Regions from separate parts of the Homo sapiens genome. Here regions 1 and 2 are each linked to region 3. The links are chromatin loops, found by intact Hi-C in ENCODE. Cell type or tissue: mammary epithelial cell. All regions are shown on one strand. Each heading gives the region's core, and the rest is flanking DNA. Links, peaks and the distances in the headings are about the cores only. Region 1 holds the start of THOC7 (THO complex subunit 7). Region 2 overlaps SYNPR (synaptoporin). Region 3 overlaps ATXN7 (ataxin 7).

Evidence for each region. Hi-C counts contacts between places; a loop is a spot of excess contacts. Peaks named below come from ENCODE experiments on the same cell type or tissue, not always from the same donor. Only the 100,000 strongest peaks of a DNase experiment are listed, where the experiment ranks them.
Region 1: it touches region 3 in a loop (3-fold over the local background); 25 of 110 quality-filtered maps call a loop at or near these places.
Region 2: it touches region 3 in a loop (10-fold over the local background); 38 of 110 quality-filtered maps call a loop at or near these places.

Annotation. Positions count from the first base shown.
Region 1 is chr3:63,858,203-63,868,351 of GRCh38, forward strand. It overlaps THOC7 (THO complex subunit 7), which reads right to left and starts at 5,603. Exons shown (of 8, transcript NM_025075.4): 1 at 5,570-5,603. The coding sequence starts at 5,588. ATXN7 (ataxin 7) reads left to right here and starts at 5,665. Exons shown (of 13, transcript NM_001377405.1): 1 at 5,665-5,956. It overlaps THOC7-AS1 (THOC7 antisense RNA 1), which reads left to right and starts at 2,443. Exons shown (of 2, transcript NR_104326.1): 1 at 2,443-2,794; 2 at 3,297-3,617. RefSeq lists silencers at 5,322-5,541, 5,872-6,111, 6,122-6,341. In mammary epithelial cell, for the core only: no CTCF peak of the experiment used is centred there; a DNase peak (open chromatin) is centred at 5,639; H3K4me3 peaks cover 2,708 bases; H3K27ac peaks cover 2,246 bases.
Region 2 is chr3:63,346,653-63,356,767 of GRCh38, forward strand. The region is part of intron 2 of SYNPR (synaptoporin); the gene reads left to right. Among named protein-coding and RNA genes, the nearest start is that of SYNPR, 73 kb to the left of the region's middle. In mammary epithelial cell, for the core only: CTCF peaks have their summits at 3,121 (motif pointing right) and 4,713 (motif pointing right); no DNase peak of the experiment used is centred there; H3K27me3 peaks cover 282 bases.
Region 3 is chr3:63,988,976-63,999,124 of GRCh38, forward strand. It overlaps ATXN7 (ataxin 7), which reads left to right. Exons shown (of 13, transcript NM_001377405.1): 10 at 1,201-1,399; 11 at 1,763-1,884; 12 at 6,530-7,508. Among named protein-coding and RNA genes, the nearest start is that of PSMD6-AS2, 10 kb to the right of the region's middle. In mammary epithelial cell, for the core only: a CTCF peak has its summit at 4,829 (motif pointing left); a DNase peak (open chromatin) is centred at 4,866; H3K27ac peaks cover 309 bases.

The DNA.
Region 1 (10,149 bases), core at 884-8,883, 130 kb before region 3:
ATGGTCACTCAACTTCAAAGTGCTTTACATATATTATCATGTTTCATCCTTGAAACAACTCTACAAAGTGTGTACTATTATCTTCCTTTCACAGATGAGTTACTACTCACCTCTGCATTCACAGAAAAATATATACAATTACATTATTAGAAAGTCATAATGCAGCTCCATTATTCTGTCATATTATTCGTAGGCATATTAAAAACCATTATTTCACATTGCAACAAGTACATATTCATGCATTACATTTTTCTAAGTTAAAAAAAAAAGCTACCGTCAAAACCAGCAAGCTTTATTAAATAGAATGTAGAGCCACATTCCACCCCAACCCCTTTCTCCATCTCTCATCTGTTGCTCTGGCATATCAATATATCACCTAATGTTCTCTGTAGTGCAAAAAGTGCTTCTGAAATGATTTCTATCAGGGTACTAACAATATTTAGCATCCTTTAAATTAACACATACAAAATACAGTTAACATAGTTTAAATTAACAGTGACAACATCCACACTGTTTTTCAGCTAGCCAGACTGCTAGAGTTGGCAACAAGGGAAGGAGAGAAAATGGCTTTGTCACAAACTACCTGTGTGACTGCAAGTCACTAACTTCCAAAGACCTCTACTTTTTCACTTATAACATGACAGTAGTGGTGAAAATATCCAGTCTAGTAGCTATAGCTACTCTAAAGCAGGGCAGTTCCTCAAACTGAGTGCAGGAAATAAAGGGCTGCTTCTTCAAGAGCTCCCAGTCCAACTGGATACGCAGACCCAGAGGAATGGATTACATGAAGGGACAGTGATACAGGCACATCAAATTTGTAAAAGACATTGGCTCTTATGTAAGCTCCATGGACAGGTACTGGTACTCCTCCAAGAGCTTTCCAGGAGGATGAATGAGATATCAAGAGCATCCACTTCTATCTTCCACACTAACATCGCTCTAATCCAAGCCCACATTTCTCTCATCTGGAATATTTTGCATTGGACTCCCTGTTTCCATTCTTGCCTTCCTAGAATCCATTTTTTATGCAACTCAGAATGATCTAAAAGATGAATTGGATCACTAACTCTCCTGCTTACAATCCTCCTATCATTTCTAAATGCCCACAAAGGACAATTCAGTCTCCTTTCCAAAGCCTGCAAGGCTCCTCCTGAGCTCCCTTTTACCTCCTTTTGCATCGTACTCCTCTTGGCCCACCTGGATGCAGTCCTGTCCCTAGATCCAGCCCAGTGGCTTTCCTTATTTCCTCTAAAGGGTGCAGAGCTTGTTTTCACCTCGGGCCTTTGCACTAGTTGTTGTCTCTATCTGGAATACTTTCCTGGGCTCTTCATGTGGTTGAACCTGTCAGGTATCACTGCCCTCCCCCATTACTCTCTGTCCTCATTCCATCAAGTTCATTCTCAGAACTTAATTACATTCCTTTTCAGAAATTATCTTATTTACTTATTTGATTGCACACTATGGCTTCTTTCCCCAAAGCAGGGGCCAGGGCCCTCCTCTGTCTAGTTCACTGCAAAGTAGCCAGGACCTCGCATTGTGCCTAGAAGGTATGCAATAAATACTTGTTGACGGATCACACATACCACTCATTTCAGCTTGATTTTTTCAAAAGCTCAGCTGACAAAAACCATGTTTATAGAGGATTGTCTGAAGAAGTTGTAGTTTGTCTTTCCTCTATGGTCTAGATATTCAATCAAAAAACCCTGATTTGAATCAAGCCAGATCAGCAGAGCTACCCACTACCCACCTAAACCACATTGTCCATTGATTTTATTTATTTATTTTTAGACAGGGTCTAGCACTGTTGACAGGCTGGAGTGCAGTGGTGCAATCATGGCTCGTTGCAACCTCAAACTCCTGGGCTCAAGTGATCCTCCTGCCTCAGCCTCCTGAGTAGCTGGGACTACCTACAGGTGTGTTCCACTCCACCTGGCTAATTTAAGAAAATTTTTAGTAGAGATGAGTAGCTGAGACTACAGGTGCACACCACCACACACGCCTGGCTAATTTGAAAAATTCTGTAGTATAGATCATGTCTTGCTGTGTTGCTTAGGATGGTCGCAAACTCCTGGGCTCACGTGATCCTCCTGCCTTAGCATCCCAAAGTGCTAAGATTGATTACAGGTGTGAGCTACCACACCCAGCCTCTACTGGCTTTAGAATGTCTTTCTAAATTGTGATTTAGCCTTCTTTTACCTAGCAAGGGATGTGCTACAAAACAGCTCTATGATCTTCAGTGCTGAAAAGAGGTTAAGGATATGACACTGGCTTTCATTTATAAAGACCTCAATGATAAACTTTTCCTCTAGTTCAAATCAGAAAAAAAAAGTGCTTTTCCTGGGCATCTAAGATTGCCTTCTCTCATGAACACTAGATCACAGAGCAGACGAGGTCCTGCCTCTCAGAATGGCCTACTGGAGAAACAGGTCACTTACAGCTTGGTTAATTAATGTACTAGACTTTATCCTCCTGCATTTTGAGGATCACCCCACTTCTGACTTCCCTTTATTTTTCCTAATCTCAATGTTCTTTTTGTCTTGTTTTCTAATCCGTTTAATTTTTATATTTTCTCATTACAGTGAACTGCCTTAAATGTTTTCTAGCATAAGGCATATAAATAACGTATTAAGGGTGACAGCAGCAATATGCATAAAATAATATGGCTAGTAGGCAGAAGGTCAACTACTTCTAGGAAAGAAAAGAGGGGATTTTTGAGGTGGGTCTTGAGGAATAAGTGGAGTGTCACCTGATAGAAAAGGCAGGAAAAGGCAACCTGTGCAGATTAAGAGAGAAGGCAAAGTCCACATCAAAGGAAAGTGGAAGACAGATTAGTAAAACAACTCTGACATTAATATTTACTGAATATTAATTATTATGTGTTGGACTCAATGCAAAGCCCTTTACAACTTTTTGTGTTTAATCCTCAAAACAATCCGCTGATGTGGATTTTATTATTATCTCCGTTCAGAGACTGAAGCTGAGACAGTCTGTAAGTGGCAGGGTAGAGATTCCTGTGGCTTTTAAGGATGTGGGGGGGCACTTGACTGCAGTCATTACTTTAGAACTCATCTTCTGTCCCTATCTCCCATCTGACAAAGCCTGTTGCTCCTTTGGACATCTCAATCTCAATAAATAGAAAAGTAGCACTAACAGGCACACAGTGAAGTCAAAAACCTGGGATCATCCTAAATCCCTTCTCCCACCATCCATTCAATACCTGAAGTCCTGACATTCTACCTCACAAATTTCCCTATTTCCCTCCCACCTGTCCTCTTTGCATTCCCTCTTGGTCACAGTCCTCATTGTCTCTCACCAGGGCCACTGCAGAAGTAGCAGACACAGGACGCATAATAGTGAAGAGCAGGAACTCGGCAGGTGGTCTCCCTGCCTTTGACCCTCTATAACTACTATCTGTGCGACCTTAGGCAAGCTAACCTGTGTCTGTTTCATCTGTAAAATGGGGATAACAATTAGAATAATACCTAACAGCACTACGTAAACGTTAGTAAGTGGCGAGGAAACTTAGCTCCTCATTTTCTCTTCCTCTAATCATTCTGCACATAACAGAGACAGTGTGTATGTGTGTGTGTGTTTTTTTTTTTTTTAATGAGACACGGTCTCACTCTGTCACCCAGACTGGAGTGCACTGGCGCGATCTTGGCTCACTGCAGCCTCAACCTCCCAGGCTCAAGTGATCCTTTCTCCTCAGACTCCCAAGTCCTGGGACTACAGGTGTGTGCCACTGTGCCAGACCAATTTTTTTGTATTTGTAGACATGGGGTCTCACTATGTTTTCCAGGCTGGTCTTGAACTTCTGAGCTCAAGAGGTCCGCCTGCCTTGGCCTCCCAAAGTGTTGGGATTACAGGCGTGAGCCACTGTGCCCGGCATGTGTGTGTGTTTTAATGCCAATCTGATTAACACCACACCAGTGTTAAAACTTTTAATGGATTCCTATTGCCCTTAGAGATCTCTGGCTCATAACTTTCTAAATTCTAGCAATACTTGTCAGCTTTGAGTTCTTCCAACATCTTGGGGTCTTTATACAAGTGGCTACCAACCCAGAACACCAGTCCAATATCTATTTATTCTTCAAAAATGGGATTAACTTCGAGGAGGCTTTCTCATTTCCATTGATTGGATAAATAATCTTTGTTACATGTTCCTACAGTTCCCAACCTTGTACTTCCTTGTGGTAATATTTGTCACTCTTAAAACTCATTAGTCAATGTTTCTTTCCCTTCAGACCAAAATTTTGGAGAGGGAAAAGTTCTTGCTTGTTAGTTCTGGGTTGTAATCCCAAAGCCTAGTCCAGGAAGGATAAATATCCACTAAATAAATGAAACTGGAATGAAGCAAAGCTGAAATTCCACATGAAGTTCCTGGGTCTTTAGTAGCCTCCCACCTCCACTACTCTTTATCAGTCTGGAAATTTGGGCCTATCACTGTTCTTCCCATGGCCAGGCCCTTTAATGTGGAGACCCTGGTGGTCTTCAACTCTTAAGAAGTGGCCTCTCCACAGGCATTTACAGTTACCGGTCACCATCTCCTGAAAAACACCCAAGAGCCCTAGATATCCCCTTCCCAGATATCAAAGGACCTCCTTCCTCCCTAACCAGATACCTTGTAGGTTCTCCCTCCAGTTGCCAATCATGCCCCTTCCCCCAAAGTGTCACCTTATTTCCGCTCTCAGTCCATAGACCATCTCCCTTAGACTGTCCACAAACCCAGCCTTTGCCCCTCTAAATTCATCCCAGCTGACAACCACCCTTCCTAACACACACACATACATCTTTTATCGTCCTGATCTACCCTAGACGGTCTCATCACTATACTGGCTCCTCCTTACCCCCGTAAATCTCCCAGGTACACTTCCTGATCACCCTCCGGATACCTCATCCCTATCTATTCCTTTTATAAATAATTCCCTGCTCCTCCTTCTCACCCACAATCCACTCGCAGTTCAAGGCCTCATTGCCATCGACTCCACTGTCTGTGAGTGCTTCCCAATATGCCCCAGGACCCCTCCTGGTGTCACGCTCTGTATCCTGACACCCCTTGTAGACGAGTCCCGAAATTCCCGCCCCGTCCCTGGAGCTCCCACTCCCTCCCAGACCTCCACAAACCTTCCAGGCCCCCAGCCCTAAGCCCGGCACCACTGTCCACCCTTCGCGGCTCCTGGGTCCTCACCGCGCCCCTAGACAAACCCGGACTCCCTCTGGTCCCACCCGCCCTTGCACCGCTTCTAGCCGTCTCGGCCACCCACGTGTGTTCCCAGCCCACCGACCACGCTCCCGGCACACCCTATAGCCCCGCGCTGCCTCCGGGAGAGCGGACGGGGAAAGCCGAGGGTCTCCGAGGGGCGCTCGGGCTCTGGCGAGAGGAGGAAGGACTCAGGGAAGCAGCCGGGGAGGCCCGGGGCTCCGGGGAGAGGTCGGGAAGGCCGAAGCGCTCTGGCGAAGAGGCCGGGGAGGCCGAGGGGTTCCCGGAAGCGGGCCGGGAGGCCAGGGGTCTCAGGGGAGGCCCAGCGGGCCGTGCAGCGGGCGCGTGTGGCGGCGAGCGGGGCCTCACCGTCAGTCACGGCTCCCATGGCGTGCGCGGCGGCGGCGGCGGCGGCGGCGGCGCAAGCTGAGGCGGCGGTTGGCGGCGGCGGAGGTCAAACTCCCACAATGCAGCCGGGTAAACAGCCATGGAGGAGGAGGCGGCGGCGCCCGCGGCCGCCTGCTCCGACGCCTGAGCCGCGCCGCGCCGCGCCGCCGCCGCCGCCGCCGCCGCCGCGGGACCCGCGCTCCCCGCGCTCCCGGTACTCCCCGGGGGCGGCCGCGGCCGGCGCGAGTTGGGGCGAGGCTTGGCGGCCGGCGGCGGCCCCGGCTGCAGCCCGGGCTCCCGCCGCCCCCCTTGCAGCCCCCGCCCGGCCCACGCCCAGAGGCCGCCCCGGAGGCCGCAGCCAGCCGCCAGGTGAGCTCGCCCGGACGCCGCCAGGGCTGCGGGGGTGCGGCGGGAGCTGCGGGCCGCCCGCAGTCGGGGTCCCGGCTTCTTCCCCGGGAAGGTGACTGCGGCCCCGCCGCCCCATCCAGGGTGACGCTGCTAGGGGTGGGCTCGTTTCCCTGGGGGGTGGGGAGGGTGACGGGGACGCCCGGATCCGGCTGAGCCCAGGAGAGGCGGGACTAGGGGTACCGAGGGGGGCGCGTCGCTGGGGGTCCCCGCGAAGTTGGCGCCCACGCGCGCTGGGGCGGGTCTCGAACGCCGGCACTTGCGCGGGGCGCGGCCGGCAATCAAAAAAGGCCCCGGGTTCCAGGTCGCGCGGTTCCGGCCCCTGCGGCCGCCCCCTTCCTTCCTGGGCTCGGCGGGTGCGGGAAAAAGGGTGAAAGAGAAACTTGGCGACCTCCCGGAGGAGTTCGCGAAGCGACCAGGAGCGTGTTGCCATCGTCCTCACCCGGCACCCAATTCCACCACAGAGTCGGGATTTCGTCGGTGATCGTGATGGGGTGCTTTTATTTTTCTCTTTGATTTTCAAAAAATGTCTATGTGACTGTCCCTATCTTAAGGGGAAGTTGAAAGTGGGGGCGGGGGTGCTCAATGAGAAACGTTGCCTTGTGTGTAGTTGTTTGGAGCACACTGCAAATTATATTGGCATCTCTTTCCAAAAGTCACTTTGATTCAACTTCGATAGCTTTCTCGTAAATGGCACGTTTAGGTGGTGAGAGGTGGATGAGGAAACAGGCACCAGTGCAGCTGATTTGACCTCCAGTGGGATAGATACGATTAGCACCAGGATCGTGTCTCATTTTGAACCCAGGTTTGTTATTTTATTCAGCCATACCGTTGTTTTCCAATTTTCCTGTCCCCCAAGTAGATCTTGCATCTTCATATCCGGGATGAAGAAGTTGTGTAGGATAAACTTGGTTGTTTCACTTTCCTTACTAAATTTAGGTACATTCTCCCTGTTTTCCCCCAGTTCTTTCAAAGAGGAGAAGTTGCAGATGCAAATGTATTAAAGTGAAGTGTGTTTAACCTCTAGCAAGAAATATGTACAATTTTAGTCATATTATGTGAGACCAGTGACTTCAATAATACCATTACAGTGCTCTCAAGAATTAGTGCTCAAGAACTTGACTTTTGTCACAAAGACAAAAATTACTTTACATGAAGATTCTGAGATGTGACTTGCTCTCCCCTAAGGTATGAAGTTTCCGACTTTGAAAAAATACTGACCTAAACGCTGGCTGTAGGTGGGCATCATCAGACCCTGTTCATTTCCTTGGTTTTAGGAGACAGGGCACTCTAAGAGAAGAATTGTTTTAAATCTTAAGTACTACAGATTGTAAACTGAAATTGTCAATTGATTGGGGTTCACAATACCAAGTTGCATTTTGGTGGGGATAGTTATTGTTTAGAAAGTAATTGTCGGCCGGGCGCGGTGGCTCACGCCTGTAATCCCAGCACTTTGGGAGGCCGAGGCGGGAGGATCACGAGGTCAAGAGATCGAGACCATCCCGGCTAAAACGGTGAAACCCCGTCTCTACTAAAAAAAAATACAAAAAATTAGCCGGGCGTAGTGGCGGGCGCCTGTAGTCCCAGCTACTTGGGAGGCTGAGGCAGGAGAATGGCGTGAACCCGGGAGGCGGAGCTTGCAGTGAGCCCAGATCCCGCCACTGCACTCCAGCCTGGGCGACAGAGCGAGACTCCATCTCAAAAAAAAAAAAAAAAAAAAAAAAAAAAAAAGAAAGTAATTGTCATGTGGTGAAAAGTTTTTTTTAAGTGTTTCTTAATCTTATCATAATACTGATTTTGAAACAGTGTCAGTGATTTAAAATAATCTGTAATATTTTCATGGGAAAGTATCACTGCCCCCTGTAACTTAAATTTTCGTGAGATACTCTCTGAGTTATTCATAAATGGAGTGCTGTTCAAACATTTCTATAAGTTAATTTGATAACCTATAATTTTGTTGGATGATGCTAGAAATTTTCTGGAGTAATAAGACCAAGAGGAATTTGAAAGACTTTAAAGTTTGAGCTGTACCTGAAAATAAACATTCCTGAAAGTTATTTTATTTTTTTTTGAGACAGGACCTTCCTCTGTTGCCTAGGCTGGAGTGCAGTGGCACGATCATCAGGGCTCACTGCAGCCTGGAACTCCTGGGCTCAAGTGATCCTCCCATCTCAGCCTACCAACTAGTTGGGACTACCGGCATGTTCCATGATGCCTGGCTAAGTTTTTTATTTTTATTTTTGTAGAGACATGATCTCACTATGTTGCCCAGGCTGGTCTCAAACTGCTGGGCTCAAGCGATCCTCCCGCCTCAGCCTCCCAAAGTGCTGGGATTATGGGTTTGAGCCACTGTGTCCAGCCTGAAAGTTCTTGACTCAAGTGGTGGGAAACACATAATTTGAGCCTTTATGAACTCTAAAATCTATTTTGTCAGCTACATGATTTTACTTGCAATTGCATTGACACAGATCTATTCATTGAACATTTAAGAATTGTCTTTTCATCATATCGTATATCTCATATATATGAGAGAACATCTTTTAGTAAACTTTACAAGTGGTCTTCTTTTTACATATTAACATGTTGATGAATGTTAAAGTAGCAAAGACTCAAGCCCTTACCATACTAATGTTTCTTCTTTTCAAGACAGATCTTTATGGGCAGAAACACAGAAATGGAAGTAGCAGATTTTAAGAAAACTGATTCAGACTTTGAACTTGTATGACCTTATATTTATTGATTTATTTGAGTCATAAGATTTCTGGGTTTTTTTTTTTTTGAGAATATGAAAGACTAGTTAAGAAAATTTGTGTGTTTATTTGATATTTGCTTTCTGAAAATATAAAAAATTATGAGAGAGCTAGCTATATATGGTCTTTATTCTGGGTCTGTGAAATAATGTAAGGAATTTTGTACTATGCTTTTAGAGCAAGAGTTATCCTGGGGGTCTGTGACCCTCCAAGGGTTGGTTTCAAGGGATTCCTGAACTCCCTGTAGTTGTGACCAGAACTTTTTGTGTATGTGTATTTTTCTGGAAGAGGGTCTGTAGTTGTTTTAGAAAAGAGATCCAGGACTTAAAAAAATTAGAGACACATCTTTTTATTGAATAAAATGGAAGTTAGAATTCTTTTCTTTTCTTTCTTCTTTTTTCCTTTTTCTTTTGAAACAGGGTCTCACTTTGTTGCCCAGTCTGGAATGCAATTGCATGAAACTGGCTCACTGCATCCTTGACCTCCTGGGCTCAAGTGATCCTCCTGCCACAGCCTCCCAGAGTGCTGGGATTACAGTCATGAGCCATCACAGAATGACCATTCTAAAGAGAAAAAAACATTTTTGAAAAGTAGATCTGTGTGCTCGTTACTTGCCTTTTAAAGTTATCTTCAGGCTGGGCACAGTGGCTTATGCCTGTAATCCCAGCACTTTGAGAGGCCAAGGCGGGTGGATCATTTGAGGTAGGCCGAGGCGGGTGGATCATTTGAGGTCAGAAATTCAAGAGCAGCCTGGCCAACATGGTGAAACCCCATCTCTACCAAAAATACAAAAAAAATTATCTAGGCGTGGTGGTGTGGCCTGTAATCCCAGCTACTCAGGAGGCTGAGGCAGGAGAATCACTTGAACCCAGGAGGCTGAGGTTGCAGTGAGCCGAGATCACTACACTCTAGCCTGGGCAACAGAGTAAGACACTGAAATAAATAAATAAATAACAAACAAATAAATAAATAAAGTTGTCTTCAGACTTAGAGGTGTAAAAGCACTTCCATTTTATTCCCACAACAAAGCATTGCCTATCAGTTGATAAGCCAAGCTGGTCTGACGTGCTAGTCCTGCATGTACTGTGGCTGTGTTTTTAAAAAATTATATCTAAAAATTCAGACCAGATCGTTTGATGGTAGATAAGCAAAGATTTGATCTTGACACCAGCCGTTGGAGTAAATGGGTCTTTCAGCTCCACTCTCTTCTCTCCAGAAAATTTGAAATTTGACTCAAAGGGAATCATTGTAAGAAAATGTGTTTGTGCCTTGGCAGGACAGTAGAACATGATGGGAAAAACACAGTTTGAGTCAAAATAGACTTAAAATTCAAATTTGGTTTCCTTTATTCACTGTAGCTACTTACCCTGCTTGACTCTTCAGTTACTCATCTGGATATGGCTAACT
Region 2 (10,115 bases), core at 1-8,000, 640 kb before region 3:
AGTAGAGATGGGGTTTCACCATGTTAGCCAAGACAGTCTTGATCTCCTGACCTCGTGATCCACCCACCTCGGCCTCCCAAAGTGCTGGGATTACAGGCATGAGCCACCACACCCAGCTAATTTATTTGCCTCTCTTTTTACCAACTCTGTCGGCTTGCCTTAATAAACATTTAAGTAGGATTAATTGAGGTTATTTCAGAAATATTGTGTCTTCCCCAAATGGCACTGGGCGATGGAGTAATCTATAAGTTGACAGATATTCTATGGATATGAGTATAAGATTATTTCCTTTTATTTAAGGAATAATTTTATGGAAGGAAACAGTCTTTCGTGCAGCCATATACTGTGCTAAATCTATCTAGACTTCAGTTTCCTCATCTGCAGAATAAAAATAATACTAGGGCTTACCTCACAAAATTGAGAAAAATTAACTGAGATAATGTAACTAATGCAATGTTTGGGACAGAGTAAGTACTTCACCTAGTTTATATCAATTATTTTAAAAGTTTCTAAATGACCCTAAGTAATCCATTTTCTTAAACAACTATTTTCTTAACTGATGATTACTCTTTTCTTATTCAGACTTGCAGGTAATAGATTAGTGGTGTGATTTGGCAATAACGAATGCAAAGATTGTGCTTGAAAAACATTTTCGTATGGTTGCTATTGATAAATTCTAGAATTTTCTATGTGATTTTTAGTAGGAGGTAGGCTACTTTTGAACCATTAGAGATGGTTTATAAAAACCTGTTTATTCTTTGTCTGAATTCAACACTCATCCTTTTCTTTTTCATATACTATTGCTAAATATATGCCAATCTTTGTTCTTTTAAAAACATTTGTATAAATTTAAGGTATACAAGTACAGTTTTGTTACATGGATATATTATGTCGTGCTGAAGTCTGGGCTTTCAGGGTAACCATTACCTGGATAGTGTACATTGTACCTATTAAATAATTTCTCATCCCTCACCCTCCACCCTTCCAGCCTTCCAAGTCTCCAAAGTCTGTTATTCCACATTCTATGTCCCGGTGTACACATCATATAGTTTCCAATTACAAGTAAAAACGTGGTATTTGACTGTTTCTGAGTTGTTTCACTTAAGATAATGGCCTCCAGTTCCACTCATGTTGCTGCAAAAGACATGATTTTATTCTTTTTATGGCTGAATAGTATTCCATTGTGTGTGTGTCTGCGTGTGTATGGCTGAATAGTATTCCATTGTGTGTGTGTGTGTGTGTGTGTGTGTGTGTGTGTGTGTGTGTATGTATATATCACATTTTCTTAATCCAAGCATCTGTTGCTGGACACTTAAGTTGAATCCCTATCTTTGCTATTGTGAATAGTGCTGGTACATGATACAGGTATCTGAGTACAGGTATCTTTTTGATGTAATGATTTCAATTGCTGGATTGAATGGTGGTTCTATTTTTAGTTCTTTGAGAAATATCCATTCTGTTTTCCATAGAGGTTGTACTAATTTACATTCCCACCAACATTGTATGTGGTCCCTTTTTTCCATGTCCTAACCAACATGTTATTTTATTGACTTTTTAATAGCCATTCTGACTGGTGTAAGAATGATATCGCACCATGGTTTTAATTTTCATTTCTCTGATGATTAGTTGATGTTGAGCATTTTTTCATATGCTTGTTGACCATTTACATGTCTTCTTTTGAGAAATGTCTAGTCATATGCTTTGCCCACTTTTTAATGGGGTTATTTGTTGTTGTTTTTTTTGAGTTGTTTGGGTTCCTTGTAAATTCTGGATATCAGTTACCTGTTGGTTGCATAGTTTGCAAATATTTTCTCCCATTTTCCAAGTTGTGTGTTCACTCTGTTGCTTATTTCTTTTGCTGTGAAGCAGCTTTTTAGTTTAATTAAGTCCCCTTTATTTTTTGTTTTTGTTACTTGTGCTTTTGACATCTTAGTTTATTAATTCTTTGCCTAGACCAATGGCCAGAAGAGCTTTCTCTAGGTTTTCTTCCTCTACTTTTATAGTTTCAGGTTTTACATTTAAGTATTTGATCCATCTTCAATTCGTTTTTTATAGGGTGAGAGATAGATATCCAATTTTATTCTTCTGCATGTGGTAATCCAATTTTTCTCAGCACCATTTATTGAAAAGGACATTCTTTCTCCAGTATGTCTTTTTTGTGACTTTGTCAAAAATCAGATGACTGTAGATATGTAGTTTCTTTTCTGGGTTCTCTATTCTGTTCCATTGATCTATATGTCTATGCTGTTTTGGTTACTGTAACATTGTAGTATAATTTGAGGTCAGCTAATGTGATGCCTCTAGCTTTGTTAATTTTGCTTAGGATTGCTTTGACTTTTGGTCTCTTTTTAGTTCCATATGAATAGATCTGTGAAAAATGACATTGAGTAGTTTGATAAGGACTGCATTAAATCTATAGATTGCTTTGGGCAGTATGATAATTTTAACAACATTAATTTTTTTTTTTTGAGATGGAGTCTCTCTCTATCACCCAGACTGGAGTGCAGTGGCAAGATCTTGGCTCACTGCAACCTCCACCTCCCGAGTTCAAGCAATTATCCTGCCTCAGCCTCCTGAGTAGCTGAGATTACAGGCACGCGCCACCACGCCCGGCTAATTTTTGTATTTTTAGTAGAGACGGGTTTCACCATGTTGGTCAGGCTGGTCTCTAACTCCTGACCTTGTGATCCGCCCACCTCGGCCTCCCAAAGTCCTGGAATTACAGGCGCGAGCCACCGCGCCTGGCCAACAACATTAATTCTTTCAATCCATAATCAAGAGATGTTTTGCCATTTGTTTGTGACATCTACAATTTCTTTCATCATTTTAAAATTATTTCTTTTATAATTTTCTTTGTAGGGATCTTTCACCTCCTTGATTAAATATATTCCGAGATATTTTATTGTTTTTGTAGCTATTGTAAATGGGACTGCCTTCTCGATTTTGTTCTAAGCTTTATTGTTATTGGTGCATCGAAATGCCACTGATTTTGTGTATGTTGATTTTGCATCCTGACACTTTACTGAATTTATAAAATTTGTTTTTTGGAGGAGTCTTTAGGGTTTTCTGTTATCTGGAGAATCCAAGTTCCTTCTACTCATTTTGAGCATCAACTCCCTTTGCCCAGTAGGTGGCGAAAGCGTAGAAGGTACAGCTGTACCTAGTCTGAGTACCAGACTGCCGTTTTGAACTTAATTTTGATTCTTGTCTTTTGGTTTCATTTGCTTTCTTTTATTTTTGTCTTTTTAACAAAGGCAAATGCAAAAAATAAGGTAATCCACTGAGTTGTCCATGTACATTTAAGGTAATCAAAATTTAAATATAACTTTTCTTAATATCCTGGCATTGTATTTCTAAAATGCAGGTCTTTTGCAGTCTCTTTAAACTAAAGCTAACTGATAAGAAGAGCTAACATATCATGATCTTACATTATACTGTCTCATCTACGACATTTTAGGAAAGGAATCTTAGTAATAGGAACACATTTTCACACTTATAATTATACACAGTATTTTCAAATATTAAGGGGAAGGGAAAACAGGTAGAGGTTAATATTATTCTACACACACACACACACACACACACACACATACAAACACAATTATTAACTCTATAGGGGAGACTATTCCCTATATATACAGCCTTTATAGAAAAGATGACTCATAGAGACCCAGGCAGCTGCCAGACACCAACATCTCACTCTCATTGGACCTGCTACAAGCCCTGTGCTGGGGATTGAGATCAAGTGATGAACAGCTCTGTCTTCTTCATATTTTTTTTGCAAGTGGGACTTCAGACTATATCGTGATAGGAGGAGAAAGAAAAGCCATATTGCTAAAGCTGTGTGTGTATGCCTGTGTATGTGTGTGTAGTGTGTGTGTGCGTGCATATGCACACATGCACTTTGCAGTGAAGAGAAGAGACACTGCACTATTATGCAAAACAGCCAAAGGGACTAGGCAAAAGTGTAAGTCAAATGCCTGCAGGGAACAGGCAAATAAAATGAGTGCATAAAGCAGGCTGGCTGTTAGAAAATCAGCAGTGTGCTAAATGGAAATGACACTTGCACTTGCTATGGACACCACAATCAGAAATATACATGTATGTGCAGGGGAGACAGACAAACATGCTGTAGCAAACTGGAGAACCCTTGTCCCTCCCAATTAATAGTTGGGCCAAATCATGTCTATAGCTTGAATTGGCCCCCGAGCCCATCAGTTAGTGACTTCTCGACCTCTGTTCAAGGTGCAGCTCCTTTATGGTTACTTATTCTAAATCCTTTCCTTGTTTTACCAATGAGGAATCTGACCCTCAGTTGGGTTCCATTTAGGTCATATCCTCACTCTCTTGACTGTGTGCCCCTTATCAGACATTATGCTTTCTTGCATTTTTTTTCTCTAGTTAGTCCTATTTACGTAGTAGACTGTCCTAAAGTGAACAGTTGTCCCTGATCTTCGTTGGTTTTACAGGAGGAAATGCACTGAACATCTCAGAAGCCAGAATTCTGAGTGATCCGCCCAATTGATCTTGGCCGATTTAACCCTCAGAACAGATAAGCACCATAAGTACTGCTCATTTATTTGTTGTTGTGTTGCTCTTTTCCTCTGCTTACTTCATCCAGTTTCAGGGGTAACAGGACATTTGACATTCCCTGCTTAATGTGTTTGACAGTTTGAGTTCAAGTTGCAATACTGCATACTTCCAGTAGAGGGTACGTGTGCTTTTCAAATCAAGTGTGAGTGCACCCTAGTAGGGAATCATTCTAGCTCGCTTTCCCGTTTCCAAGAAGCAAAGATTCTTGGTTCTTTGTTGCTTTAAGAAAATTTAGGCCAGGTTTTCCTTAGACAAGGAAATTGAAATTAAAACAGTAGCTCTTTTTAGTTTTTCAGGCAATAGAGATCAAATTTGGGAGCAGTGGGTGATAACACTGAGGAATGTTATCTGAGATGACAAATTCCTGAAGGTAAATGTGACATTTGGTTTTATTACTCTCAGACTGCTTTTATAGTAATAGCATATGTAGGATAACGTTCAAAGATTATCTAAGATTTATAGATTTCATTTACTGAATAATATTTGCTAAGAACCTGCCTGCTATGTCACAAGTAAAGTTCCAGGCAACGGGGATGGAGTGGTGACAAGATAAAGCCCATTCTTCCTGTCCTGGAACTTAAGAAGTTCTAAGTGGGGGAGAGATAAAAGAAGTAGTGAAAGAATGAATGATAATTGACTCAGATACTGAGAACTGCTAAAGAATGAATGATAATCGACTCATACAGTGAGAACTGCTAAGATGCTAGGATCGGCAGCATGGGTGCTGTGGGGCAATGTGGGATGGAAAATATGAAACCTGCTCTCTGGGGAGCCGACCTGAAGGAAAGGAAGAAGCCAGCCCTGTGAAGACCTTGGAGGGAGTGCCAGGCTGAGAGGACAGTAAGTCCAAAGGTCCTGGGGTGGAAACAGAGAGAATGCCAGTAAAGCTGGGGTGTGGTGTGCACTGAGGGGAGAGGGATAGGAAATGCGGCCAAAGAGGTGAGCAGGAGTTGATCATCAAGACTTGAAGGCTTGCAAGGAGCTGTTCTTTTTTTTTCCTGTACAATTTTAGAATTTTAATGTGGGAAGGATTCTTGAAAATCCTCTCACCCAGTTCTCGAAGTGAATAAAAGAATCTCCTGAGGAGCTTTTCAAACCGGCAGATTCGGCTGGAAAATCTGATTTAGAGGCCTATAGTGAGGACTGTGGATCAGTATCATAAAGCTCGATGGTTCAGATGCAAGTAGTCCACAGATCACCTCTTGGGAAAACACTTATTTATCTGTTAAGGTTCTATGTCTACAAGCAACAGAATTCAGTTCCAGCTAACTGATGTAAACAGAGAATTTGTTAAAAGGCAACTGGGAAGCAAATAGAAAAAAGGGGACATTGATGAACAAGACCCAAATATACTTCAGGCACCTAGGTTTGCAGAAACAATGGAGAATCCTTTATGTATTAGTCCATTTCATGCTGCTAATAAATAAATACCCGAGACTGGGTAATCTATAAAGGAAAGAGGTTTAATTGACTCACAGTTCCACATGGCTGAAGAGGCTTCACAATCACGGGGGAAGACAAAGGAAGAACAAAGGGATGTCTTGCATGGTGGCAGACAAGAAAGCATGTGTAGGGGAGCTCCCCTTTGTTAAACCATCATATCTCCTAAGACTTATTCACTATCATGAGAACAGCACCGGAAAGACCTGCCCCCATGATTCAATTACCTCCCACCGGGTCCCTCCCATGACATGTGGGAATTATGGGAGCCATAATTCAACATGAGATTTGAGTGGGGACAGAGCTAAACCATATCACTTTGTCTTTTTAACTTTATTTTAATTGACAAATAATAATTGTATATATTATGTAAAGATGGTGGAGAATCTTTACAAGACACTGCAATCTGGAGAGCAACTCCATTCCAGGTTCTTTGTCTCTCAGTACAGACTACTTGCTCATTCATTAACACAGAGTTGCTTGGCATCTGCCAAGTGCCAGGCAGTGTGCAAGGCACTGGTGATACACTGATAAACAGGAGAGGATAATTTTGTAAGAAAAACACAAATAGAGTGTTACAGGAATTCAGAGGAGTAAGGGGTTGCTATCAGCCCACAGTAATTACAATGTCTTTCCTAGGAATGGGATGGATCTCCCTTATTTATCTTCTTCCACAGGGAGGGGGATCTAGTGAAGCTGCCTAGAATGAGTGATGCCACAGGCCACCTGCTAAATTGGAAACTCTGACTTTGGCTTGACACCTACTATGTTTTAAGCATCACATTCTGGGCTTTTGGGGCATTCATGATGAATTAAAAAGGCTTTGTCCACACAGCCCTAAAGTGGAGATTCGGGAATTAGCCAGTAGTTGAATCGTGATGTGGACAGATCAGTCGGATGATTCAGGTCCTAGGCAGTCACAGTCCTGCCTGACTCACTGATGATTCCGATCCTCCTCTTGCAAGTGCCACTTTAAGCAAACTGTCCCCTCCACTTATAAAACTTAAGTTTTACATCGTTTTCAGCTGTTAACACCTCCAGCTAGGCAAATGAAGCAGGCTTCTTAATGTTAGGAGTGATGATATGATAAGATTCCATGCACAGACATTTTCTTTGTGAGATGATATCCAATTTTTGTGTGAATTTTAATGCACAAAAATATAGTGCTGTCAGATACTTGTTTTTCATTTATTTGCACTTCAAGCTTTGTGTTGCTTTTGGATCAACTAATGCTTTAAATGTGAAGGACTTGGTTTCCTTAGGAGGCTGTATGTATGAAAGGGAGAAACACAGATTCTGAAATCTGGCTGTCTGGGTTCATATCCCAGCTCTGACACTTATTAAGCTGCCAGAGAACTTAAACAAGTTGCTGAAGAACCTCTCTATGCTTGAGTTTCCTCACAAATAACATGAGCATTAATAATAATAACTGTCTTATAGAGTACATTCATTAGTGATTACCACAAAATGCTGCATAACAAGCCACCTTAAAATTCAGAACATCAAAACAATGATCATTTGCTATTGCTTGCATAAATAAGGGGCAACTGGGATTTCAGTGGACCACTCTGAGCTTTGCTGGGCTGGCTCTGTAAAGCAAACCCTAACTGCAGGGTAAGGGTTTGCTTTCCTGAATCATCCAGTGGATCCGTCCACATCATGATCCAACTGCTGGCTAATTTCCAAACCTCCACTTTAGGGCTGTGTGGGCAAAGCCTTTATAATTCATCATGAATGTCAAACCTAACTGCAGGTTAGAGTTTGCTTTGCAAGTCCCTTGTCCTCTTTGAACCAACAGACTAGTAAAGATGCTCTTCTCATGGTGATGGCAAAGACATAACAAGGGCAAGTGGAAGCACATGAGAAGTATCCTTGGATCCCTTAGTAGGAAGAACTTCAAACTCACAAGGCAAAGGGAGTAGATAAAGGGAGAAGTGAAGTGTGCATGTAACAGAGGGTTATTTTGAGAATTAAATATATTAATGTATGTTGTGTTCTTACAAAGACGCCTGACATAGTAAATACTATATCAACTCTTGCTTTTCATCATTATTCTTGTTCAAATGTCTTCTGAGTGTAGAAAATACTGCAGAAATGATCATTTGCATCTTCAGGCAGAATAGAGCCTGCTTTATGAGCTACTGACATGCATCTTTATAGTAACCACTATCAGAATTTGTTGAGCACTTTCACATGTATTATCTAATTTGATCTTTGTAGCAAAGCTGGGGAGTACGTATGCTTTGCCTTTTGCAAATAAAGAAACAGAAGTTCAACAAATGAAGAGTATCTTACCTAAAGTCCCAGAGCAGGCCAGGAATGGTGGCTCATGCCTATAATCCCAGCACTTTGGGAGGCCAAGGCAGGTGGATCATTTGATGTCAGGAGTTCAAAACCAGCCTGGCCAACATGGTAAAACCCCGTCTCTACTAAAAATACAAAAATTAGCCGGGCATGGTGGCACACACCTGTAGTCCCAGCTATTCAGGAGGCTGAGGGCAGAGAATGGCTTCAGCCTTGGAGGTGGAGGTTGCGGTGAGCCAAGATCATGCCACTGCACTCCAGCCTGGGTGACAGAGTGAGACCCTGTCAAAAAAAAAAAAAAAAGTCCCAGGGCAATTGATTCGATTTCACCCAATGTTTGACATCAGAGTCTGCTGCAGTGAGATTAAGACCAGCATCTACTAGAGGCTACTGAAGGACCCAACACCCCAACTTCCAGGTCATTCAGATTTCCAGAGCTAGGGTAAGTGCCATTGGTAATGGCTTTCCCACTGATTGTTCCACGTCCTCATGGTCCTACTTCACATTTCACACTCACCAGCCAGAGTTATCCTTTGAAAATGCAATTTTGAACATACTATTCACCTGCATGAAATCCCAAATGACTCCTACCACTTTCAGAAATCTTAAAGGTTCTGAATCTTCCCTATAACTTCTGATGCACCGGTCCCTGCTTTCGTTTTCATCCTCCATGCCCTCCCATTCTCCGTCACCTCCCAGTGCTTCAGTACTCTGGCCCCCCCAGCCAGTGCTCAGCCCCCTTCTCTGCCACACAGCCTTTGCCAGTGCCTGGGCCTCCCTCTCCCTCTCCCCTTTGCTCTCCACCTAGTTAACTTTGACTCATCCACCATGTCTGAGCTGGAAAATAACTTATCAGTTCCTCATTGCACACGTTCTCTTAACAGCACTTGTTACAGCTGTAACCCTGTGTTGGTATTGTTTGATTATGAGTGTCTTGGAAACTCACATCTGCTTCAGAGTCTTTAGTGCAGATATGATGTGGTTTCTCTGCCTGTGATCTTCTCTGCCCCTTTTCAGTCTTTGGAATTCCACATTCCCTCCTACTCATCCTTGGCCTTAGCTCAAGCTCATCTCCTCAGGGAATAAGACATCATGTTGTTCATCCTAAGATGGCTCATTCTTCTCCTCTTACTACTTATACTTTAAATTTTTTTTCACTGTCTGTCCTTTGTGGAAGTCCAGAAGCTCCATCAACTTGGCATGAAGGCCATGTTCGCTGTACTTTCCAGCAGTTAGTACAGTACCTGGGGTGAGGAAGCTTGATTGGAGCTTATCTTACCAAATAATCCTGGGATCAGAAGGCATCAAGAATGTGTTAACCACCACAGTCTACTTGGACAACTTCTATGGTGTTCCTTGGGCCTTTATTCAAGGTGTCCACCAATATCATGGCATTTATTAAACACTCATTATGTGTTAGACAGTATGGTAAGTGCTTCACAAATTCTATCTTAGTTAATCCTCACAATGACCCTATTAAGATTCTGTTGTCATTACCTCTGTTACAGATGAGGGAATAAAACAGAGAGACAGATTAAACAATTTGCTCAAGGTCAGTCAGCAGTGGTGTCTTCCCTGAATCCCAGACTGGGTCAGTGCCCTCCTCAGTTCTCTGTGCCCTCAAATAACTCATTGCATTTATTATTGTCATCATTGCTCTTTTCCTATGAAACTAAGAAAGCCAAATGGTCACACTCACCTTTCCGGTCCCCATGTCTATATGTTCCTGGCACATACTAGGTACTCAGTTAATGTTTATTGAATGTGAAACATATTTC
Region 3 (10,149 bases), core at 984-8,983:
GGGGCTTCAGTGTTGGCCGTTCATTTATTGGGAGCAAGAGCTTCTGCTGAGGAATGTGCCAGTCCTCGGCTGCTATTGCTTACCATTTCACCCTCACATGTCTGATCTTTAAAATGGTTGCATAAAGGTGGAAGCATCTCCCTCGTGGAAACCCAGGTGCCTGTTAGAGCCTGTCCCAACGTGAGCTTTGTGGTTTCTGTGCAGTATGCTGGAGGAGCCATCAGAGGAGGCTCCTCAGAGTGTGGTCAGGACCTGGCCAGAGATTTCCTCCCCAAGTCCTTTCTTTGGTCATCTTCTCATTGAAGTTTTTGCATCTAGAAAAATGTAAGCTTAATTCCAGAGACCATTGTAGGTGTAGGAAAAATACATTACTGCCCTTGAGTAAGAGGCTGTAGGCTATCCACATAAAGTGGTAATACCACCTTATTCTTGTATCACCTCCTGTCTCTCCTAGGTTATCTTAGAGCATTTTGCAAATTACAGTCAGCCCTCTGTATCCATGGGTTTCACATCCGTGGTTTACACCAATTGCAGATTGAAACTATTTGGGGAAAGAAAAATTGTGTCGTACTGAACATGTATAGGCTTTTTTTTTTTCTTGTCTCAGTATTCCCTAAACAATACATTACATAGCATTTACATTGTATTAGGTACTAAAATAATCTAGAGATTATTTAAAGTATACGGGAGGATGCGCATAGGTTATATGCAAATACTACACCATTTTATATCAGGCCACTTTGTACATTTGTGGATTTGCAGATTTTGCTATCCCCAGGAGGTCCTGGCCTCAATTCCCCATGGATACCGAGGGACAACTATGTTTCATTTATTGTGTAGGTAAACCAAATCCAGTTGAAATTTGAAGAGGAATCAAAGAATTCTGTTAAATTCCACATGTATTTCCCCTTCTTTGGGGGAGAATAGAAGAGGGATCTGAACCACCCAAATGGCAATAGAAAGGATTCGTTCTAAGTTACCTTGATTGTATCTGGCAAACAGCTGAACTTAACATCCTGCAGTTCAGGAGAGAGGTTCCTTTACTCCCAAGCCACCTGGATCAGCATCTGTTTTCCCCCAGTGCTAGAGGTGGAACCCAGGCCTCTGCTAGGTTGTTTTGGACACACTGTTGTATCTCAGTTAAGGTGGCTGATTCCCAGGTGTGTGATCTGATCCGTGCTGCACTTTCTACTCACCAAGGCCTCCAGGCTGCCCTGCTCAGCAAGGTGGGAGTGCCCCCATTGACCCTCCTCCAGTCCATGAATCTCCACACCCTCCCCTGCCTGCCACTGAGCCAGCTTCTCGGTTATCCAGTGAGGAGGGCGAAGGCGATGACAAAGAAGAGTCTGTTGAAAAACTGGACTGTCATTATTCAGGTCATCATCCTCAGCCAGCATCTGTAAGTTCCACGTCCACCCCCGCGTTGACCCTCCCCACACAGCATGGACAGGGCACTGCAGGGGGGCGCGCCAGGGATCTTGGCATGCCCGTATGTGTGGGACGCGGTCAAGGTGTGAGAGAAGTTCAAAACAGGGTGCCCCAGAGGCAGCACACACTCTGTACGGGGGACATCTCGTGCTTTTTTCCCTTTCTCTTCCATGACGCTCAGGGCTAGGCATTGTCACTCTCATGCTTCACAGCCTCCGGTACTCAGAGGCAGTTCTGTCTTTCCTGATTAGCTCCTTTCCTGAAGGATCTAGAACCCTGACTGGGCATGCCAGTGTGGGAGTCAGCAAGCACGCGGCTATGTTTTCTCTTGCAGTTTTGCACATTTGGGAGCCGGCAGATAGGAAGAGGCTATTACGTGTTTGACTCCAGGTGGAATCGACTTCGCTGCGCCCTCAACCTCATGGTGGAGAAGCATCTGAATGCACAGCTATGGAAGTGAGTGCCTGTTGTTCTTGGGAGAGGAGCTGACTTTACACAGTGCTGCATTGTCTTTTATTTCCTGTGAGACTGATGTTATGAAGATATGCTTATCTAAACAAAACTGGCCTTTGGCCCTGAGAAGAAGGTGCCTTGTCATTCATTCATTCATTTACCCCTTTACCCCACAACTACATATTGTTGTGGGTGCTGGCATTCAAAGCAGAAGGACTCCCACATGTATGGAGCTCACAGTCTAGTTGGGATTGGGTAAGGGGAGAAAAAAACTAGTCTACAGAAGAATAAGGAGATGATAGCTTGTCCTAAGTGACAGAATGGAAACAATAACAATCAGCAAGACTTAGTGAGAGCCAACTATACACCAAACAACTTAAATATACTTAACATTCACAATTCTCTGTCAGGTGACCATGATTATACCCTCCCCCCACCCCTGGTTTTTTTTTTGTTTTGTTTTTTTAATAGATGACAAAACTGAGATACAGTGTCATGCAGCAAGTTAGTGGTAGGGCCAGGAATTGAACCTAGAGGTAACATGTTTTCAAGTAAAGAGCTGAAAATACAGAGGCCAGAGGGATTCAGGGAAAGCCTCTCTGAAGAAAGAGGCAGTCCTTGAACTGAGAAGGATGGATGAGAAACAGCAGTCACTGGGACAGTAGGGAGGAGTGGGTTCTGGGCAGAAGGAAGCAGCTGTGTCAAGGTCTTGAGTCAGAAAAGACAGTTTGTTGAAGAAATAGCAAGAAATTGAGCACAGTACAAGGATGAGGTCCAAGAAACCAGCAGGGGCCAGGTGACACTGAAATTGTTTCAGTGTTGAAGGTTTTAGGTAGAGGAGCCATGTGCTCCAGTTTGCAATTTAAGACACCTTGTGTGATATTATGTACCTAATGCTTCCCAAACAGGATTTTAAGTGGAAGAAGAGTTCCATGGCCAAAAAGGTTTAACTCAGCCTTTCCTGTAAAAAAAAAAAAAGGTTCTGTTTTTTACTGCAGAACTTGTCAGAGCCTTAATGGGCACTGTGCTTTGTAACTCTTGAAGCAGGGAATGTCACGTCATGTATAATGTGGAACATGTCCCAAGCTCTTTTCACCTCGGAACCTTTTTTAGGGGAACATCTTGGAGAACTAGTATTCGGTGGGAGTGACTTTGGTGAATAGTAAGCTTTGCTAAAGTGACTGTCCAGTAATCCCCAGGCCATCCCAGATCCTCTGTTTGGGCATTATTTACTAGTGCCTCCTTAAATGGACTCTGCCAGTACATTCATTTGACTCCCTGCCTTGGTTTCCTAATAAAGTCAGACGCTAGTCGGAGGCCTTGGATTGTCTGCAACCCAAAGAACCATCTCCATGATCATTAGCAGGACTTACATCCGTTTCCTTAGAACACCAGATTCAGAGCACTGTTACTCTGCTTTTCTTTTTCATATTTCTTTCTGGTTCTTGCTGGATAAGAGGTTCTTCTTTATGAAGGAACATTGTCCCTGGCTAGACACAGAATCAGGGGACTGGGTTTGGGGGTTCTGCAGGGGTTTTTCCACACCAGAACTCCCTAAGATACATGAAATCTCAACTTCATATTTCTTCAGACTACCCATTGGGAGTTGGAAAGCACACTGAGCTCATGAAACTATGGGTTTAATGTACTCCTAAGAGTTTAGAATGGATTTCTGAATGTTTTATCCACATTATGTTGGTATGTGGCTCATGACCAACAGTTTGGGCAAAGATAGTTTCAGTTCCTAGTGGCTTGTATAGTGAGACTTTCCTCTTGATGTGAACTTTTTAAAAAGTAAGATCATAAGGTCGACTCTGCTGTCTACTCTGTTCTGTCTGAAGGCTGCCTACTTGCTTCCGGGGAGAAGGAAACCAACCCTTTCCATTAGCATGACCATTGGTTTTTAAAAAGTCTACAGCAACAAGGGACGTGTTGCTCAGTAATGAGCTGACACATAGGCTTGGGGCAGAGGGGAACTTGGTGCATGTTGCCTCCCAACATAGGAGTGCTGGCGGCCTTTTCAGGCAGCCCCTGAGATTTTCTCTGGGGAGCTCAGCACTTCTCATCCAGAGAACTATTCTCACCTGGCATCTTTGAAGCCCTCAAGGAAACTTTCAAAGTGATCCAGGTCCCACCCTACCGGCTCAGCCCAAAATCCTTCCTTACAGGGTTATTGTGGTAAAATTGAAGGTAAGTGAGGTGGGAATTGAGTATGAAATGAGTAAACTTCAGTTTGTGGAGTCTCAGGCCAGTGGTGAAATTAGACCAGCACTTTCTCTGCAGCATGGCCATAACCTGAAAGGCCACTGCCCACCTTCTATGATTTCTGTGAACTACTTGTCCTCTGTTGATTTGGGACCAGTATCCCATATTCCCTAAGAAGGGGCTGGGATGGTTTTCAAAGATTTTTGTTGGTGTATTTTTTTTTTTTTTTTTTTTTTACTTTTTGAAATGGTAATACAATCACTGGGCTTAAAAAAGGAAAACCAAGGCTGAGGCAGGAGAATGGGGTGAACCCGGGAGGCAGAGCTTGCAGTGAGCCGAGATCGCGCCACTGCACTCCAGCCTGGGGGTGACAGAGCGAGACTCCGTCTCAAAAAAAAAAAAAGAAAAACGAGTATAAAGAGGCATACATTGAAAACCGAGTCCTCCTGTCTCCTACATGCTTGTTTTCCACCTAGCCCCCACAGACATTTTTATTATTTTTTATGTATCTCTACATAGTTTATTTATGCAAACACAAGTCAGTATGAGTACATATTGTTACTTTGCCTCTTTATACACAAAAGAGTAATTAACTACTTAAAAGAGCTTTTCTAAGAGGAACTTGTGATTGCCTCCCGGAGAGATCCACATCCTTCCCTGCTCTAGAAGGCTTTTCCTTTCCTCGAGATTTGGTTCCAGGCAGCCTGGTCTTTAGGCCCTGGCTTCCTGAGCCACCTGGTGGTCATGAGAAGCCACTGCTCCCAGTGAGCAGTAGGGCCTGGACTTCATTTAGAGCAGGGCTTCTGAATGCTCCAGAATCACCCAGGGGCCTTGTTGCCATGCAGCTTCTGATGCATCATTCTAGGGTGGGGCCCAGGAACTCAGTTTTCCTAACCAACCTCTCAGGTAATTAATGACACTGCCTGCCACCCTCCTCTATGAGTAGTGCGGGGAGAGAGAGCCTAGCCTCTCAATCTTGGCTCCACATTAGAATCCCCTGGAAAGATTTAGAAATGACTGATGTCTGTCCCCACTCCCCGCAGAGACGCTGGTGTAATCGTTATGGATGTGGCTTAAGCTCCACAGGTGACTGTAATGTGCAACAGCTGGAGTTGAGAAGCACTAACATCAGGCCAGAGCTGTACCCTTGAATGGGGTTTTGGGTTTTTTTGTTTGTTTTGTTTTGTTTTTGAAACAGGGCCTCACTCAGTCACCGAGGCTGGAGTGCAGTAGTGTGATTTCAGCTCACTGTGACCTCCACCTCCCCGGTTCAAGCGATTCTCCTGCCTCAGCCTTCTAAGTAGCTGGGATTACAGGTGCACACCACCATGCCCGGCTAATTTTTGTATTTTTAGTAGAGATGGGGTTTCACCATGTTGGCCAGGCTGGTCTCAAACTCCTGACCTCAAGTGATCCACCAGCCTCAGCCTCCCAAAGTGCTGGGATTACAGTTGTGAGCCACTGCGCCTGGCCGAATGGGATTTTTAAAGCATTTGCAAATACTTGCAGTCATTAATTCATTTTATTAATAACAGTAGTCTTTAAAAGCATCTGGAAATCACCTGGGCAGCAGTCTAGGCCAGCTCTCTCACTGGGGTAGTGGCCAGGTCAGCCAGGGCTACCCCTTAAGTCAGGATCAAGGCAATCCTGGCACTTGCCTTCCAGTCAGGCCTTTTTGTCTTCTGCCACCTCGGTTTAAATTCTGCCAAAGAAGTTTTTGAAATTTTGTTACTGTCACATTTAAGATTCAGAGCTAAAATAAAAGGAGACCCTCCCTGGTTTGAATTTAGATGGTTTCCGCATCCCCTAATAAATACCTTGCCCACACATTCTTAACAGAATCCATTGTTACAACACCATGCTGAATATCCCTTGATACTGTGGGGCTTTATTCCCTTGTTCAGGCCAATAGTTATGACCTAGCAGTTGCTGTTAATTAGCTGCACCCTTCCTTTTCTCTCATTCATTCCTGACTTCTCTCGACATTTATTCAGTGCCTTCTGTGTTTCCTGCACTGTGCTGAACACTAGGACCACAACGGTAATTAAGCTGGGGATGACTCTCTCTGCAGAGGATTTGGTGATTAGCAATCCGACACTTAAAGGATGAGCAGAAGCTGGGGTATTGGGTCATGGCATTTTCTCAGAATATAAGGAAGTACAGTGGCTGGAAGCAGGGAACGGGGGCGTTGGGGGTGGGAGGTGGAGCTAGAGGCTGGGGCAATAGCAGCGGGGAGTTGCACACATACAGTTCTGTAAGAACTGTACCAGGAAGGCATTAAAGAATTTGAAGGAGAGAGGTGACAGGATTGGCTTTGTAGTTCAGAGTGATTGCTTTGATGTGGATGGTTTCTCTTTGTCACAAGCAAAGAGGGTGGTGCCATCTGAAAGTCTCTGTGAATGGCTGTGGTCAGTGTCATTCACTGTCCTCTAATTTTTTTCAGGAAAATCCCACCAGTGCCCAGTACCACCTCACCCATCTCCACACGTATTCCTCACCGGACAAACTCTGTGCCGACATCACAATGTGGAGTCAGCTATCTGGCAGCAGCCACCGTCTCTACATCCCCAGTCCTGCTCTCATCTACCTGCATCTCCCCAAATAGCAAATCGGTACCAGCTCATGGAACCACACTAAATGCACAGCCTGCTGCTTCAGGGGCGATGGATCCTGTGTGCAGTATGCAATCCAGACAAGTGTCCTCTTCATCCTCATCCCCTTCCACGCCCTCTGGCCTTTCCTCGGTTCCTTCCTCCCCCATGTCCAGGAAACCTCAGAAATTGAAATCCAGCAAATCTTTGAGGCCCAAGGAGTCTTCTGGTAACAGCACTAACTGTCAAAATGCCAGTAGCAGTACCAGTGGCGGCTCAGGAAAGAAACGCAAAAACAGTTCCCCACTGTTGGTTCACTCTTCCTCCTCCTCTTCCTCCTCCTCCTCTTCTTCTCATTCCATGGAGTCTTTTAGGAAAAACTGTGTGGCTCACTCTGGGCCTCCCTACCCCTCAACGGTAACATCTTCCCATAGCATCGGCCTCAACTGTGTGACGAATAAAGCAAATGCGGTGAACGTCCGGCATGACCAGTCAGGGAGGGGCCCCCCCACCGGGAGCCCTGCTGAATCCATCAAGAGGATGAGTGTGATGGTGAACAGCAGTGATTCTACTCTTTCTCTTGGGCCATTCATTCACCAGTCCAATGAACTGCCTGTCAACTCCCACGGCAGTTTTTCCCACTCACACACTCCTCTAGACAAACTCATAGGAAAGAAAAGAAAGTGCTCACCCAGCTCGAGCAGCATCAACAACAGCAGCAGCAAACCCACAAAGGTTGCCAAAGTGCCAGCCGTGAACAATGTCCACATGAAACACACAGGCACCATCCCAGGGGCACAAGGACTGATGAACAGTTCCCTCCTTCATCAGGTAGGAAATGGACTGTGAGCCCCATGGGAATGCCCATTTCTTCTCCCTTAAGATCTTTTGTCAGCTCAGAAATGTGTTTGGTTGGGTTGGTTGGTTGGTTTGTAAACAGATATTCAGCTTCATGGTGTCTTCTTAAAAAAAAAAAAAAAAAAAAAAAAGGTTCACGGCCGTATGAAGGTAAAACAGGCTCTTCTGCCAGAATTTCTGGTGCCTTTGGAAGATGTTCTTCAGTAAAGAAACTACAGTAATGCATTTTTAGTAGAGCTGCAGAAAGCATCGGTTGTGACAGCAAAATCATAATTGGAGGGTAGCCCCTTTATGAAATAGCCAGTAATGTGTTATCCCAGTGCTGTGAAGTGTGTGCCATTCGAGGCTTTAAGGAAGGAAGCAGGCATTGTTTCCTGGATAGTGGTTCTTTAGTATGTTCCGCTGAGGAAAGCTGCGCTAAAATCAAACTGATCTAGAAAGGGGTGATTTAAGATTTAAAATGAGGCTGGGTGCAGCGGCTCACGCCTATAATCCCAGCACTTTGGGAAGCTGAAGCAGGTAGATCACTTGAGGTCAGGAGTTCAAGACCAGCCTGGCCAACATGGTAAAACCCCCGTCTCTACTAAAAATACGAAAATTAGCTGGGTGTGGTGGTGCACGCCTGTAATCCCAGCTACTCAGGAGGTGGAGGCAGGAGAACTGCTTGAACACGGGAGGCGGAAGTTGCAGTGAGCCAAGATCGCGCCACTGCACTCCATCCGGCCTATGAGACTATGTCTCAAAAAAAAAAGAGCATTTATTATTTTTCCCTCTCAAAAGAATTTCAGATATTCTGGTTAAATCTCACCCCATATTTTCTCTTCCCGTTTTTGAGGGAGGCAGGAAAACAGGATTCAGTATGGGCATAGCAGAAGACTGAAATCTCATTCCAAGCTCATAGTTAAAAAGAAGTCTGCATATGAACCCATCAGTAGAGAAGTGGCTAAGTGGTTGTGGGATTCATAATTAACCATGACTTTCTCTCTTAGGCTGTATTTTTGTCTCGTCCCAGCTCTTCTGCCTGTTACTGACCTCACCTGTAGCTGTTTCTTCCAGCTTCCTTTGCTCTAACTTCCAGCTCATCTCTCATCTTGTTATTTTATTCATCAGGATATCTCCTCACCTTGCTTACGAACAGGAATTTCAGCAACATCACCCCAGAGCCCTGACTTAAAATGTGAGGCTCTTTTTCATGATTTTTTTTCCCCTTCCTCGTCTTCAGAACTTAACTCAAATGCCAGCCGGGTTAGGACTTTTTCAGAAAATACCAAGAAGTTTCTTAGTATTTTCGTAGTGTGATATAATTTTCCTCTAATATTTGGGTGAATTAACACCCATTGCCAAAGGTATGGGGAAAATATTTGTGAATTTAACTAGCTGCATGCATTATGGGTTATTATATGTTGTTTGGCATTCTGATCATGGGATTCCTGGACAAATGAGAAGTGTGCTTTTCCTTCTTGGTTTGTAGTTACTCATTACAGTTTATAAGCATAACAGTCCAATATAAACACAGAAGACATGGTGTGCCGATTCTTCAACGCACCGTCTTTGAGAGAGACATGATCCCCACGGAAGGGGCATTCCATTGTGCTGTAATGTCCATCTCACATCTGTATTAGTGAGCACACTGTCTTCATTTAGACAGGAGTGTAGATCTTAATGCCCACAAGTAACAAAAAGGACAGAAGGGGGGGGGGCCAGGTGGGGCACAGCAGAGATTGACAGTGCCTACTAGAAATTGGGGGGACATGGAGCAGCTGCTTCCAGACATTTGTTACCAGTTTTAAAGAGAGGCTGCAGATCTGGACTTGCATGTGAAATTTAGTTGAGATATATGTGTGTGTGTATATATATATGTATACACACACGTATACACACACACTTTTTTTTCTCTTCTTAAATCTGGTATAGCCTATGTATCTGTGGGCCATCTTTGGCTCATGACCTGCCATTTTGCCACCTTTGATTTTTACCATGTAGTGGCACTATGTCTTACTAGAACAACACAGACAGCCTAACTTTGGGCTTTTTCCTTAAAATCAGTTAAAATCAGTTTCCACTTAAGTTTGTGTTTGAGAGAGATTTTCTCTGTGCAGAGGAATACTTTTTATTATGCTACACAAATCCTGGGGCAAGAGCAGGGGTGCTTGCTTAGAGATCAAAGGATCATTGAACCCCAAGAAGTATTGCACATTTTTATGTCTTTGTTCATTTATCGTATAGCTTTCATAAGAATCTCAAAGGGACTCGTGACCCCAAAATGCTTTAAAGAATGCTGCTGTTACAAAAGTAGGGACCTCTACTTGCTGTTCCTTGTGGAGCTGCCATTAAAACAAAAATAACTGGGCTAGTTGAAGTTTTCTAAACAAGGGGATGAAGAGTGGGACATGCTGGGAAGCCTAGGAGATGATGGGGTTGGGTAGGCACCCCCAAGAGTCTGTTCATGGCCTGTGCCACCAAAGATGTAAAAGCCCACTGTGAATGCCAGAGTTTCCTCCTCCCCAGCATGGGCACTGCCTTGAGTGCGAACTGTCACACCTGTGTGTGCTAGCCCTTGACCTTGTTCCCTTCTCAGTTAACAACCTGGAATACCTTCAAGGACACAAAAGCA